Regions from separate parts of the Homo sapiens genome. Here region 1 is linked to region 2. Evidence: chromatin loops called from intact Hi-C (ENCODE). Cell type or tissue: PC-9. All regions are shown on one strand. Each heading gives the region's core, and the rest is flanking DNA. Links, peaks and the distances in the headings are about the cores only. Region 1 has its middle 450 kb from the start of BCHE. Region 2 has its middle 38 kb from the start of BCHE.

Region 1 (7,463 bases), core at 2,362-6,361, 410 kb before region 2:
AATGGAAAAAGACAAAAGTTGGGATTGGAGCTATGGCATGGGTAGAGATTTCCTACATTTGTTTTGGATTACCTTCTCTTGGGATCTAACAGAAGATGAGTATCTCTAGTTAATGATATCGTGTACTGTGCTAAATGAGCAGAACCAAAACTCTTGTACTGGACAGCAGCTTCCACCTCCCCTAACTTATTTTGCTAGGATGATTATGATTAAACTTTATGTAACTAAAAAAGATAATACAAAGGCAGTAGATCTACACATCTAATAAGTAGGTAAAAGAAATTTATAAAAAAGTGATTGTAAAAGCAAACAAAAATCCTGTTTCCAATGAGCCCTGCTTCTAGTAATGGGAACAGAGGAGACACTCCATAAGTAGCTTTAAACATCTTCTCATACTTCTCATTATTGTGGTGTTCATCTATCTTGATGAAGTGATATCTTGAGACTTCTCTTTGACTTTCTACTTGAACAATGACAAGTTGGGAGTGCAGTAGCTGACAAGCTGAAGTCTTCAACAAATCCTTTTTATTGCATTCTCTACCAGATGCATCATTCCCAGAGAGAGGATACTTGACTTCCCATGACTGTATTGGGGAATAAATATGGAATTTTTGAGTCACTAAAGGAATTTAGTTTCTGCTATTTGCTTCATATACCTACTGTTTAGATTGATACTAACAGTATTGTTAACCCATTTAAATGGTTTTGAAAAAAATATTGCCTTCACGGATCTTCATCATGTAACTTAATTACCATGAGTTGATAACATCATGTAATGAATTATTTTTAACTAAAAGAGTCAACTAGAAACAGAAAGTTGCATTGGAATTTATATTTTGATGGCTGGCCATGGCAGCAGAGTGTGAGGGAACTAGCCAAAGATAGAGAAATAATTGTTTCCCTAAAAGATGTGAGATTTAGAAAACAAAAGATAGCCTCAAGCACTCAGGGTTCTGATAGATGATGCAGATTCCAGGCCCAGGATGGGCAGGACCTTCATTTGATCAACTAGACTGGGATACAAGAAAAGATTGATGTCAGGGCAACAAATAGCTGTAAATCTTAAGTAAAAAATGTTCATGATCAAGTACCTCTGGCTGTGTATATAGTCATTGCTGCCTATTTTTATTTTGTTGAGAGATTGCCTGGATTACATGCTTGTCAATTATTGAATTTGAATATTTAAATGTAAAAACAGAAACATGCATCATAGTAAATTTTAGTAAATCTTTTCTTCCCTTCCTCCTTAAGCATGTAGTAAACATGTTCAGGGACCTATGCTAACCACTCACAGATGAATATATATACACTTATATGTTCATACATACATACATGCATACATATATATACACATACATCAGTGGCTCTCAATCCAAAATAATTTTATCCCTCAAGGAATATTTTGCAAATGTTTGGAGATATTTTTGACTGTCATCACTGGTGAGGAGGTGCTACTGGCATCCAGTAGGTAGAGACTAAGGATGCTGCCAAACATCCTACAATGCACAGCACAACCTCCCACAACAAATAATTATCTAGTCCAAAGTATCAGGAGTGCTAACTGCTGATGCTTACAGACTAATGGATCTAAAGAACTATGCACTATAAGACTGTAATAATATTTTTAAATGTCATTTTATTTATTTGCATACAGTTTTTTGAAGGAAATCTATCCAAATATTTCTTATAATTAACTACTTATAATTGCCAATCCATGCAAAAGGAAAGAGAAATCTCAAACCTTTTTGATAATTTTTTACATAAAAATAATGATAATTACATTTGTCTTAAGCATCCATAATAAATTGAAATGATGCTTGGAGGATTATGTCAAGTTCAAGATATATTTTCATTACCATGAAGTTTGATTTATTCCAATTATGAAAGTGAAGTTGCACCATGTAAAATACATATCTGCTAAGAGTAAAGCAAATTCAAAAATTCATTCTCTTTCATTTTAGTGCAAAATGCTTTAAGAAAATACAAAATACAATGTGAGAATCACATAAAACTTATTTGGAATTGTTGGCACCATGTCATTATGCTATTAATGACTCATTTATTTTAAGACATACTGATGTAAATAAAGTTAATTAGGATAGTTCATTACCTACCTGTGATTATTTAGAGACATTTTGAAAGAATTCATATTTAAGACTATTTCCCCAACTGACTAGCCACAAAGTATCTAAAATATCATAGGGATTCATTTTTTTTTTTTTTTTGGCCTATGGCTTTTCATTTCATGATTATCTATTTAAGCAAAAATATCCCAGAGAAAAGATGTAAAAATATTAAGAAAACAGCAATTTAGCGTAATTTTTTTGGGAAGGAGGATTAGTAGACAGTCACTTCTAGAGGTCCAGAAATAGAACACAGAGCAGATAAACACTGATAATGTCAAAGGAGAGCTAAGTAAGTTGGGAAACTGACCGTGGTGAAGAATGCCAGGGCCAGGCCCTAGCGTATGCACTTTTCACAAAGTATGTTTTAGTTTGGATTCTGACCAAAGTAGACCCTAAGACACAGAGTTAAGTAAAAATAGGTAATATAACTAAAACAGTGGGCAATTAAGGCAAGGAAAGAGGAAAATATAATAAGGGGTGCATTAACAAGCACGCTACTGATATGAGAAATTAGGATTCATTTTATTGGAAATTCTCTAGGGAACTATATAAACCATGCTTTAATATTTACACCCTAACAAACAGAAAATGTGAACTATCTATCCAATCAAATACTTTTATTTTCCAGAATACCTTCCCCATAAGCTGAGCATTCTCCTGTGATATTAGGCAAGGAAAAACCATCAGGCACAGACATAGAGTGATACATGTACAGAAAATGTCTGCTGCAGCTTTAGACGAACCGAGGGGTGGCACAAGGAAATAGGGGCAGACTATCAACAAAACCTACTGTGGGCTGGGTGTGGTGGCTCACACCTGTAATTCCAGCACTTTGGGAGGCCAAGGTGGGTGGATCACTGGAGGACAGGAGTTTGAGATCAGCCTGGCCAACATGGCGAAACCCCGTCTCTACTAAAAACACAAAAATTAGCTGGATGTGGTGGCGGGAGCCTGTAATCCCAGATACTCTGGAAGCTGAGGCAGGAGAATCACTTGAACCTGGGAGGCAGAGGTTGCAGTGAGCGGAGATCATACCACTGCACTCCAGCCTGGGTAACAGATCCAGACTCCGTCTCAAAATAAAAAAATAAAAATAAATAAATAAATAAATAAATTTTAAAAATCTACATGAAGTATTTAATATGCTCCTCAAAATAACTAATTATTTCAATTTAAGAAACAGGAAAACTGAAAAACCGAAACACAGTTTGGTAAGAAAACTGAGGTTCACAGTTGTTAACTAACTTACTGTCGATTCACATAAGCTTATAAGAGCTGTAGTAAAGTTTGAAACAGAGATATCCTAGCCTGTAATCACATGCCCGTGACTTTGCACGTGCCTACGTTATGAAATGCACTAAATAGACAATGAATAGTAGTGCTACATCAGGGTGACACTGGGCTCCTAACTGATGTGAAATTGAAAAAGATATTGATTTAAGGAATTAGATAAGAATGCTGAGAACAGGTTAACATTTTGTTCAAGGATAAATCAAAAATATATACTACTTACAAATACATGTGAAGGATTGGCCATACAAATTTCTAAGTGCTATTTCTTTTAATGCTACTGAGAAGATCTTGGAGACAGAACGATTCTGTAAAATCAAGTTACCTGTCACCACCATTTGATTTCAAGAAAAATTAAAACCACAGCAGGGTCTTTCTAGCTTCTCAAAAGATAGGAATTAATACATCTTCTCTATGGAAAAGAATAAAGTAAGAAAATTATATAACAGGAGGCAGGGCCTACCACTGAGCATTGCACACACATATAGAAATTCTACACATGGTAAAACGAAATTTGAGGAGTATATATATATATATATATTCATATATATGTATGTATATGTATGTGTATATATGTATGTGTATGTGTGTGTGTGTGTGTGTGTATATATATATATATATATATATATATATATATGAGATAGAGAAACCTGATGCTGATTCTGAGATAAACTAATCTAAGACAGAAATTAACAATGATGAAAATAATCAGTGATGTAATATACACATGGCAAGGGAATGAACGAAGAGTACAGTAGCATTTATAAAGAAAATCATTGACAGTTCAGAAACTCATTTTTCTCCCTACTTTAGTAGCTCAGAAGATAGCCAGCATAGCAGGTCTATGTTAGGTTAACAAAAGAACAGGCTGACACAAGACACTAAACTCAGAGGTTCCCCTTCGTAATATGCCTACTTCTCTGACCAGAGCGTTTCCCACTTTGTAGTTTTATGGATGTTGTCTTCCCTCTGATGCCATTACTGAGTGATACAGGGACAGAGACATTCCCTACTTGACATTTTACATAGGCTATGACAAAGGCTGATCATATATGCCTGACCTAAGCCGTGGAATAATACAAATTGGGGTGGGGGAGGAAGTTATGTGTACTCTACTAGATGACTCAATAAACCTTGTGTAATGTCTTATCAGTGGTGTGTTTCTTGAGGCCTCTGCACAGTGGTTTCCAGGTATTTCCACACTGATTCTTGTGTTTACTAGATTTTTTTTTGCATTGATCACTTGAGCAGAAATTCTCAGTTAACTATATTTTACCTTCAAAATATCTCTGCTTCTCAAATTTCAATCTTGTTTCCCTTCAACCAGACTCCATAACTCTTCTCTGTTTACTTTCAGATATTACTTATCATGGTGGTAAACTTTATTTATTCCTTTTTTCTATTAATGCTAACTATACCAAGAATACATTACCCAGACACCTTGAAAAGGCAATGCACTAGAAAACTGAAGAATTCACTGAAATATAACAAGCCATTATCACCTTCTTCCCCTAACATCTTCATTTTATATAGGAGCCACTGTAAATTAAGTCAAAAGAAACAATTTAAAATTTAAAATTTTCAAAAATGGGTCTGCTTCTATAAGATCAACTTTTTTGGTTTCTATCTTTGAGTGAGAATGTGCAGTGTTTATTCCTCTGTGCCTGGCTTATTGTATTTAAGATTATGTCCTCCAGGCTCATCCATGTTGCTGATGATAGGATTTCATTATTTTTCATGGTAAAATAGTATTCCAGGCTGGGAGGGGTATTTGAGAGAGGATAGGAAAAGGTTGGTAAATGAATATAAAATGATAGAAGGAATAGATCCTAGTGTTCTACAGCACTGTAGGGTGACAATAAGTAACAATTTATTGTATATTTTCAAATATCTAGAAGAGAGGATTTTGAGTGTTCCCAACAAAAGAAATTATAAACGTTTGAGGTGATGAATATGCTAATCACCTTTATTTCATTATTATAGTGTATACATGTATCAAAATATTATACTGTACCTCATAAATTATATATAATTATGTGTCCATTAAAAATAATTATGACGAAATGTAAAAATCCTTAAGGTGGGAAAAAAAAAAGCAGGTCTTTAATAGAAATATGTTTTGCTTTGATACGGCTTTTTAACCATTCAACATATGAGCTATAATAAGCTGCCCTGGTTTCCTCTGGCTTGGGCGATCTTTGAAAACTATTCTGCATGTGGCCATGGAAACTTGCAGTGCTATGCTGCAGCAGCTCTGCCAATGAAATGAGTCAGAAACTGTTTGGAAACTCAAGACAATGACGGAAGCGCAGTTGTTTTTTCTTTTTTCCTGTTTTAATTAACCACAATCCCAACCTATGTAAGATATTTTCCAATGAGCCAGTACAGAAAATGGTATCAAGAGTGCAACACATTTAAGGCAGATTTGAAAGTCTTTCAATTTCTAATGCAGATCTGCTCAATATGTTTCACATGTAAGTAAACCGAGTGGATTTTATTTTCATTTTAATTGCTAGCACGGGCCATTTTTAAAAGACAAACTATTTTTTGATAAAACCAGTTTTTCAGACACTAAAATAAATTACACTGAAGTATGCAACCTTTTGAAATCTATTTTTTCATTGTCAATATAGCACATCCCATTATTTCAGATCTTAAACCTAATTAAATGTCAGAAAATGTCAGTGAGTTATCTTTCAGTAATGATTTGCTAATTATTCTACTTGGGTACTTTAAAAATCTTTAGATAGTACAGTCTTTCGTTTCAAGATCTTCAAGTTTGGTAAGTTTAATCATTAAAGAAGCTTCTGTTCCTCTTGTAGGGTCTTTATTTTCTGGTTCAACCTGCTAGAGAGAAGACAACAAATGAAAATGAACTAAGAAAAGTTGAAAAGTGTGCTTTTTCAATTTGGTTCTTCTTTGGTCACTCTCTCTCAGCCCTAGAGGCAATAGATGCTTTCTGCATTTACTATTTCATTATAATTTTGGATTATCTTTTTTATCTTTTTGTCACACTTAATAGTTGACAGTTTTGCATATTTCTCTTGTTCAGATTAATGTGGTCTCCTGTCCTGATTGGACTCTGATAAACACACTCTTCTTTTTCCCTGGTATTTTCTTCCCCTTTCTATGCTCCAACAAGTTACAACTGAAAATTGTTCCCAGGCCCAACCCCCCACTTTATCTCTCTGGGCCTCAAGCAAAATAAGTTACTTTTTATTTTTTATTCACTGTGTTCACTTGTTTGGAATACTCATCCAAGTACATCGAAGCGCTCTGCATACACATTCCTCCTTCATTACATGTGGAGCTTCTAAATAATACAACCATGTCTTTTTGTCTTTATTCCTCAAATGGTGAACATAATGCCTAGAACATAATAGGTACCTAATAGATAGTGTTTTGTGAAGAAAATTGTGAAAAAAGCATACGTTCACTAACAATAAAACAAGTCCCTTAGGCAAGTCATTTTAATCAGAAAGGGACATCAAAACCAGCATTAGATGTTTTGGAATTAAACGTAACATCTCACAATATTTAGTGACGTTTTGTAACATAGTGTGTGTTTCTTCCCTGTTTATATTTTTTATTGTAAAAAACATTTCGAGATTCCTCTTTGACAAAGTTAAGTTCTTATTTAAGAAACTGCTATTTTACTTTTTAAAAATAAACAGAAGTGAGGAGATTTTAAAATACTAAAATATGTCAGTTTTCTTTTCTTCCAGATGCAAGAAAATATTAGTATATGTGAATCATAATATGTATTTCCAGGTCCTCAATACATAGTAAAGTCTTCTTTCCTCCTCAGATCCATCCAGAAAACTTAAATGTCTGGTAATCTTTGAACATCTTTGGATTGCAGCTATTAATGTGTCAAAGCTATACTAGCCAACTTGAATTCAGTGAAAACCAGAAAAATCCAGTTATTGTGATTAAATTGTTTGGTTGAAGTTTTATACCAATGGGGACCAGTGGAGACTAAATTGAATCATAATTCCCCTTCTCCATGACCTCTGTCCCCATCACCCATGAAAATGTTATGTCCTA
Region 2 (7,463 bases), core at 2,098-6,097:
CACATGAACTCATTCTTTCTTTCTTTCTTTTTTTTTTTTTTTTTTTTTTTTTGAGACAGAGTTTCGCTCTGTTGCCCAGGCTGGAGTGCAGTGGCGCGATCTCAGCTCACTGCAAGCTCCGCCTCCTGGGTTCACGCCATTCTCCTGCCTCAGCCTCCCAAGTAGCTGGGACTACAGGCGCTCGCCACCACGCCCGGCTAATTTTTTGTATTTTTAGTAGAGACGGGGTGAACTCATTCTTTCTTATGACTGCATATTATAAAAAATAAAAATAAAAATAAAAAAATAAAAACCTACTCTTTTTTTTTTCTCTGAAAACACTTATTTTTGAATAGAGTTTTTTGTTGTTTCAAGACACATTGAACATACCTCTAAATTGTATGAAATGACATTTTTCATCCATATAGATAAAATATTGTGATAAAATATATTTGTATATTCTAATTTAGGTTATGTCAATATCTTATATTCACATTTGTGAATGCTTGTCATGCAACATATTCTGTATTATTCTTAATAAATGAGTTGAATGTAAAATTATTCAGTATTTTGGTATTTAAAATGAGGTAGTTTTATTATATAGTCTGACAGCTTTTTGTCAATGAAAGAAAATTTTATTAATTGAAGTGTGTAGCTGTTCAGGTTTAATAATTCAAATATTAATAGAAATGTAAGATCTTATAATATGATTAGCAATTTTTAATCAATATAAGAAGATACTGATTGTGTATTAACAGTTATTTCCATAGAAAGGAAGTACAATTTAAGGTAACCAATGTAAAAAATTGAGTGTACTTTGGGTTTGATAAAAAGGAATACATTGAAATTAATGATATTTGAGGAGATTCACATAAGTTAGGCAATTTACTGAGTCCATCTTTGTACTTCCATATCCCTTGTCTCTGAACGGGATTTAGAGATATGAAACTTCTTGAGATTTCTTGACTCTGGCCACTGATTCCAGACACATGGAAACATGATCAAGAGAGATATCAACAGATTTAGTACTTCAGCTTCCTCTTCCTCCCCATTCCACACAACCCACTGCCTCATGTAGTAGATGATAAATACGTATTTTTAATTCTCACAATATATTGGAGAAAAGAGACTTGAAAACTCATAATGCAGTCATGTCCACATAAGAAAATGCTTTTAAATATTTCTCTTGTTGCAACAAATGTTTATGACAACTATAAATGGCCTATGTTTGTGATAACAGCTTGCAGAAACCACAGGTCCTGACTCTCCCCTGAATTATATCATAGAAATGCAATACCTGTTTTCATAACCTCTCTGCTCAGGTCATTTATGGGAAGAACAAAATTGGGAAAGTACATTTTTTTTTTTAACTCAAAACCTACCACGGTTAAATCTCTAATCTATAAGCACAGAAACAAAGATGAACACTTGGACTCTACCTTCAAAGAGCTTAGAGTTCAGTAGAGATGATAAAAGGTGCACACAGAGAGCTGCAATACAGACAAGATTTCAAGAGGCTATGTGCTGTACAAAAGTTACAAAGAAAATGATGGTTTCAAACACTCCATTGTGACCATCTTTGCAGGCATGTGAAGACATACAGCCGAGATAATGTAGGGATGTGTACAGGGTATCAATTTGCAGTAAGTTTTGGAGTTTTTTAATTCCAAAAATTTTTGAAATTTGCTGACAAAATGTCATTTTAAGTACTGCTGAATTATATAGATGCAAAGAAAGAGAAATAGTTAATATGTCAATGATGTATTCTTAAACATATAAAACTCAAATTCCTAAGTAATGACTCAGCCTTCACAATTATGACTTTTTAACATATGGATCGTTACTGACTTCATCTTAATTGATATGACAATTTTCTGTACATTCTGTGGCAGCATTTGGCATTGTGGTTTTATTCAGAATGAATAACTCAAGTATCTGACATCTTAATGTGGGGACATCTGTCAGTCTAAACTAAAACTGATCATTGAATTTTTAGCAACAAAATATTTATAGCTTATAAGTGATAGAATGTAAAATAATCTCTGAAATAATTTAATCATTTTCTATAAATTATGTATTCATGTCATAAACAATATGCTATGTCAGCATGCACAGTATATAATAAACCTCTTTTTCTTATACATATTTACTACACAATAAAATGTATTACCCACAATTTTGTGTTGCACGAATATACTTTTCCTCTTGTTGAATTGCAAGCAATTTTTTATCCTTCTTTGGTGAAACAAGATAAAATGGACCTTCCTCTTGGCTAATTCCCAAACATTCTATACTTCCATTACTACATGTACAATGTTTGATCCACAAATAAATATCTTGTGAATATTGCTAATAATATTTCTATGATTTTTTTCACCAACTTTCAAAACAGCACATTGTTGAAATTAACAATAGTAATGGTTGACAAAAATGTCATTAGGGATTCTCAAATAAATCAGAGGTTAAGAGTCTTTTAATTAACTACACGTCTCCTTTTCTTCCCATTTTTAGATCACGGCTTCAGTCAGCCACTTTTACTGACAGGAATGCATTTTATTCCTTAGTTGTTTCATGTAGAGGGATAGTCAAATGACTGAGAATCATTGCATTATTATACATTAAACAGAATTTCATATTTAGTAAAAATAAGTCATTCTCTTTTGATGCCATAATATTTAGGCAATTTTCATAGACAAGAAAAGTCTACAGAAATTATTTTTTCCCATTCCAAAAGCTGGTCATATGGATGAAATAATCCTTTTTATTCATTCTTGGCCTTTGAAGTTATACACTAAGCTCTTAGGAAAATGTAGATGTTGGAATTGTGTATTAAGAATTGAGTATGGTCAAAATGTAATTATTGAATTAACATTGGACATACACATAGAAGGCATGGTGTGAGAACAAAATCTGCATTTTCTACTGACAATGATGTAAATGTTTCATGGCCCATATTTGGAGAAATATTGTCATTGAAGCTGCATAGGTCTTTGGATTAATACTGTTTGGTTTTGGACCCTGAGTCCGCCAATTTTTCAGATAAGCCAACTCAGGCATTACTTATTTAGTGTTGCTAAGTCTCAGTTAATTCAACTGCAAGCCAGTTATAATATGCTTTCTATTTCACAGAGTCGCAGTGAGGATGCATTGAGGTTATGCATGCAAAGCATTTGGCCCAGAGACTGGTACTAGGAGAGACTGATTAAGTTATCTCGTCATCATCATCACCATCATCATAGGATCAACATGCTAAAACTCCATATTAAAAATATTTAAGGTATGAGAGATACAGCAGATCACGGCGGACAGCAGGCAGGACTAGACTGCAGCTCCAGACAGCGCAGTATGCAGAGGCTTGCATTGTGAATTTTAGCACCAGATTGACTGCAAAAACAAACCAGCAACCCAGAGAGGACCCACAGACCCTCTGAAGGAAGCAGACTGCTCCTGCAAGACCAGGGAGACATCCCAAATACTGTGAGTGCCCCAACTGCAGAAGTGGGAAAGAGACCCTCCTTTCCCAAACACACACCCCCACCGGAGAAGCTGAAGGTCTGTTTGCTGGAGACGTTCTCGACTTACCTGGAGCTGAGTCAAATTAGAGAGCCGAGGTGATTGAAATACAGGGGTGGAGGAGGTAGCTGGGAGGCCCTGGGAGCTCACTGAATCCCCATAGCCCATTCCTGCCTGCCTGGCACCACAGGGATCCATCAGGAGGGTGGCCAGAGGAGCAGGGGGTAAAACCCCACCGGGAGAAGGACTTCCCCACCTGAACTTTGTAACAATTTGAGCAGGGAGAGAAGCCTCCTGGCCAGAACGCAGGAGAGGGTGTGAATCTGGCTTGCAGACTTCACAGGTGAGGGAAGAACTGAAGCCCTTTTCTTTTGCAGCTGGGAGGTGGAAAGCCTCGGACAAGTTTTTAAGCCCGCTCTCCGCCTGGAAACAGGCTGTGGGTGGCACTGTGGGAGTGAGACCAGCTCTTCGGTTTGCGTGGGAGCTGGGTGAGGCCTGTGATTGCCGGCTTTTCCCCTCTTCCCGGACAACCTGCATGACTCAGCAGGAGCAGCGGTAATCCTCCTAGGTACACAGCTCTGGTGACCTGGGAATCTCACAGCAGCCACAGCAAGACCCGCCCAAGGAGAGTCTGAACTCAGACACACCTAGCCCTGCCCCAACCTGATGGTCCTTCCCTACCCACCCTGGTACTGGAAGACAAAGGACATATAACCTTAGGAGTTCTAGGGCCCTGCGCCCTACTGGTCCCTCTCCGCATTACTACAGCTCATGCTTTCTGGAAAGCGCCACCTCTTGGCAGGAGGTCAACCAGCACAAAAATAGAGCATTAAACCACCAAAGCTAAGAACCCTCACGGAGCCAGCACCCTCTGCCACCCCCACCAGAACAGGTGCTGGTATCCACAGCTGAGAAACCCATAGACAGTTCACATCACAAGACTCTGTGCAGAAATCCCCAGCACCAGCCAGGAGCTGGGTAGGCTTGCGGGGTGGCTAGACCCAGAAGAGAGACAACAATCACTGCAGTTAGACTCACAGGAAGCCGCATCCATAGGAAAAGGAGGAGAGTACAACATCAAGGGGACACCCCATGAGACAAAAAAATCTGAACAACAGTCTTCAGCCCTAGACCTTCCCTCTGACAGAGCCTATCCGAATGGGAAGGAACCAGAAAACCAACCTTGGTAATATGATAAAATAAGGATCATCAACACCCCCCAGAAATCACTCTAGTTCACCAGCAATGGATCTAAACCAAGAAGAAATCCCTGACATACCTGAAAAAGAATTCAGGAGGTTAGTTATTAAGCTAATCAGGGAGGGACCAGAGAAAGGCGAAGCCCAGTGCAAGTAAATCCAAAAAATGATACAAGAAGTGAAGGGAGAAATAGTCAATGAAATAGATAGCTTAAAGAAAAAACAATCAACAATTCAGGAACTTTTGGACACAATTTTAGAAATGCAAAGCTTTGGAAAGTCTCAGCAATAGAATTAAACAAGTAGAAGAAAGAAATTCAGAGCTCGAAAACAAGGTTTTTGAACTAACTCAATCCAACAAAGACAAAGAAAAAAGAATAAGAAAATGTGAACAAAGCCTCCAAGAAGTTTGGGATTATGTTAAATGACCATGCCTAAGAATATTCGGTGTTACTGAGGAAGAAGAGAATTCTAAAAGCTTGGAAAACATATTTGGGGGAATAATCAAGGAAAACTTCCCAGGTCTTGTGAGAGACCTAGATAGCCAAACACAAGAAGCACAAAGAACACCTGGGAAATTCATCACAAAAAGATCTTCACCTAGGCACGTTGTCATCCGGTTATCCAAAGTTAGGAAGAAGGAAAGAATCTTAAGAGCTGTAAGACAGAAGCACCAGGTAACCTATAAAGGAAAACCTATCAAATTAACAGCAGATTTCTCAGCAGAAACCCTCCAAGTTAGAAGGGATTGGGGCCCTATCTTCAACCACCTCAAACAAAACAATCTTCAGCCAATAATTTTGTATCCAGCAAAACTAAGTATCATATATGAAGGAAAGATACAGTCATTTTTCAGACAAATGAAAACTGAGAGAATTCTCCATTTCCAAGCCACCACTATGAGAACTGCTAAAAGGAGCTCTAAATCTTCAAACAAATCCTGGAAACACATCAAAACAGAATCTCTTTAAAGCATAAAGCACACAGGATCTATAAAACAAAGATACAAGTTAAAAGGCAAAAGCAAAAAACCAAAAAATAAAAATAAAAAACAATGAAGGCAACAAAAAGCATGATGAATGCAACAGTACCCCAAATTTCAATACTAACATTGACTATAAATAGCCTAAATGCTCCACTTAAAAAATACAGAACTGTAGAATGGTTAAGAACTCACCAACCAACTAGCTGCTGCTTTCAGGAGGCTCACCTAACACATAAGGACTCACATAAACTTAAAGTAAGGGGGTAGAAAAAGGCATTTCATGCAGTTGGATACTGAAAGTGAAGAAGGGGTAGCTATTCTTGTATCAGACAAAACAAACTTTAAAACAACAGTGGTTAAAAGAGACAAAAAGGGACATTACATAATGGTAAAAGGCCTTGTCCAACAGCAAAATATCACAATCCTAAACATATATGCACCTAACACTGGAGGTCCCAAATTTATAAAACAATTACTAACAGACCTAAGGAATAAGATAGACAGCAACACAAAAATAGAGGGGGACTTCAGTACTCCACTGACAGCACTAGAGAGGTCATCAAGACAGAAAGTCAAGAACAACAACAAAAAACAATGGATTTAAACTATACCTTGGAAGAAATGGACTTAACAGGTATGTACAGAACACTTCATCCAACACCTGCAGAATGCTCATTCTATTCAACAGCCCATGGAACTTTCTCCAAGATAGTCCATATGACAGGCCATACAATAAGCCTCAATAAATTTAATAAATTTGAAATTATATCAAGCATTCTCTCACACCACAGTGGAATAAAACTGGAAATCAAATCGAAAAGCAACCCTCAAAACCATGAAAATACATGGAAATTAAGTAACCTGCTCTTGCATAAGCATTGGGTCAAAAACAAAATCAAGATGGAAATTAAAAAATTATTTGAGCTGAATGACAATAATGACACAACCTATCAACACCTCTGGGATACAGCTAAGGTAGTGCTAAAAGGAAAGTTCATAGCTTTAAATGCCTACATCAAAAAGTCTGAAAGAGCAAAAGCAGACAATCTAAGGTCACACCTCAAGGAACTAGAGAAACAAGAAGAAACCAAACCCAAACCCAGCAGAAGAAAGGAAATAACCAACATCAGAGCAGAGAGAAACAAAATTGAAACAAACAAACAAACAAGCAAACAAAAAAGTACAAAAGATAAATGAAACAAAAAGCTGGTTCTTTGAAAAGATAAATAAGATTAATAGACCATTAGCAAGATTAACCAAGAAAAAATAGAGAAAATCCAAATAACCTCACTGAGATATGAAACAGGGGATATTACAACTGACACCACTGAAATACAAAAGATCATTCAAGGCTACTATGAACACCTTTACACACATAAACTAGAAAACCTAGAAGAGATGGATAAATTCCTGGAAAAATACAATCCTCCTAGCTTAAATCAAAAAGAATTAGATACCCTGAACAGCCGAATAGCAACCAGCGAGATTGAAATGGTAATTAAAAAATTACCACCACAGAAAAGTCCAGTACCAGACGGATTCACAGCAGAATTCTACCAGAAATTCAAAGAATTGGTACCAATTTTTTTTGACAATATTACCCAAAAGAGAGAAAGAAGGAACCCTCCCTAATTCATTCTGTGAAGCCACCATCACCTAAATACCAAAACCGGGAAAAGACACAACCAAAAAAGAAAAATATAGACTGATATCCTTGATGAATATAGATGCTAAAATCATTAACAAAATAATAGCTAACTGAATCCAATAACATATCAAAAAGATAA

Evidence for each region. Hi-C counts contacts between places; a loop is a spot of excess contacts. Peaks named below come from ENCODE experiments on the same cell type or tissue, not always from the same donor. Only the 100,000 strongest peaks of a DNase experiment are listed, where the experiment ranks them.
Region 1: a loop joins it to region 2, with 1.9 times the contacts of the local background. A loop is called at or near these places in 1 of 110 quality-filtered maps.

Annotation. Positions count from the first base shown.
Region 1 is chr3:166,282,282-166,289,744 of GRCh38, reverse strand. No RefSeq gene overlaps it. Among named protein-coding and RNA genes, the nearest start is that of BCHE, 450 kb to the right of the region's middle. In PC-9, for the core only: no CTCF peak of the experiment used is centred there; a DNase peak (open chromatin) is centred at 4,524.
Region 2 is chr3:165,871,532-165,878,994 of GRCh38, reverse strand. No RefSeq gene overlaps it. Among named protein-coding and RNA genes, the nearest start is that of BCHE, 38 kb to the right of the region's middle. RefSeq lists enhancers at 3,891-4,414, 3,258-4,457. In PC-9, for the core only: CTCF peaks have their summits at 4,039 and 4,240 (motif pointing left); a DNase peak (open chromatin) is centred at 4,174; H3K4me3 peaks cover 2,467 bases; H3K27ac peaks cover 1,853 bases.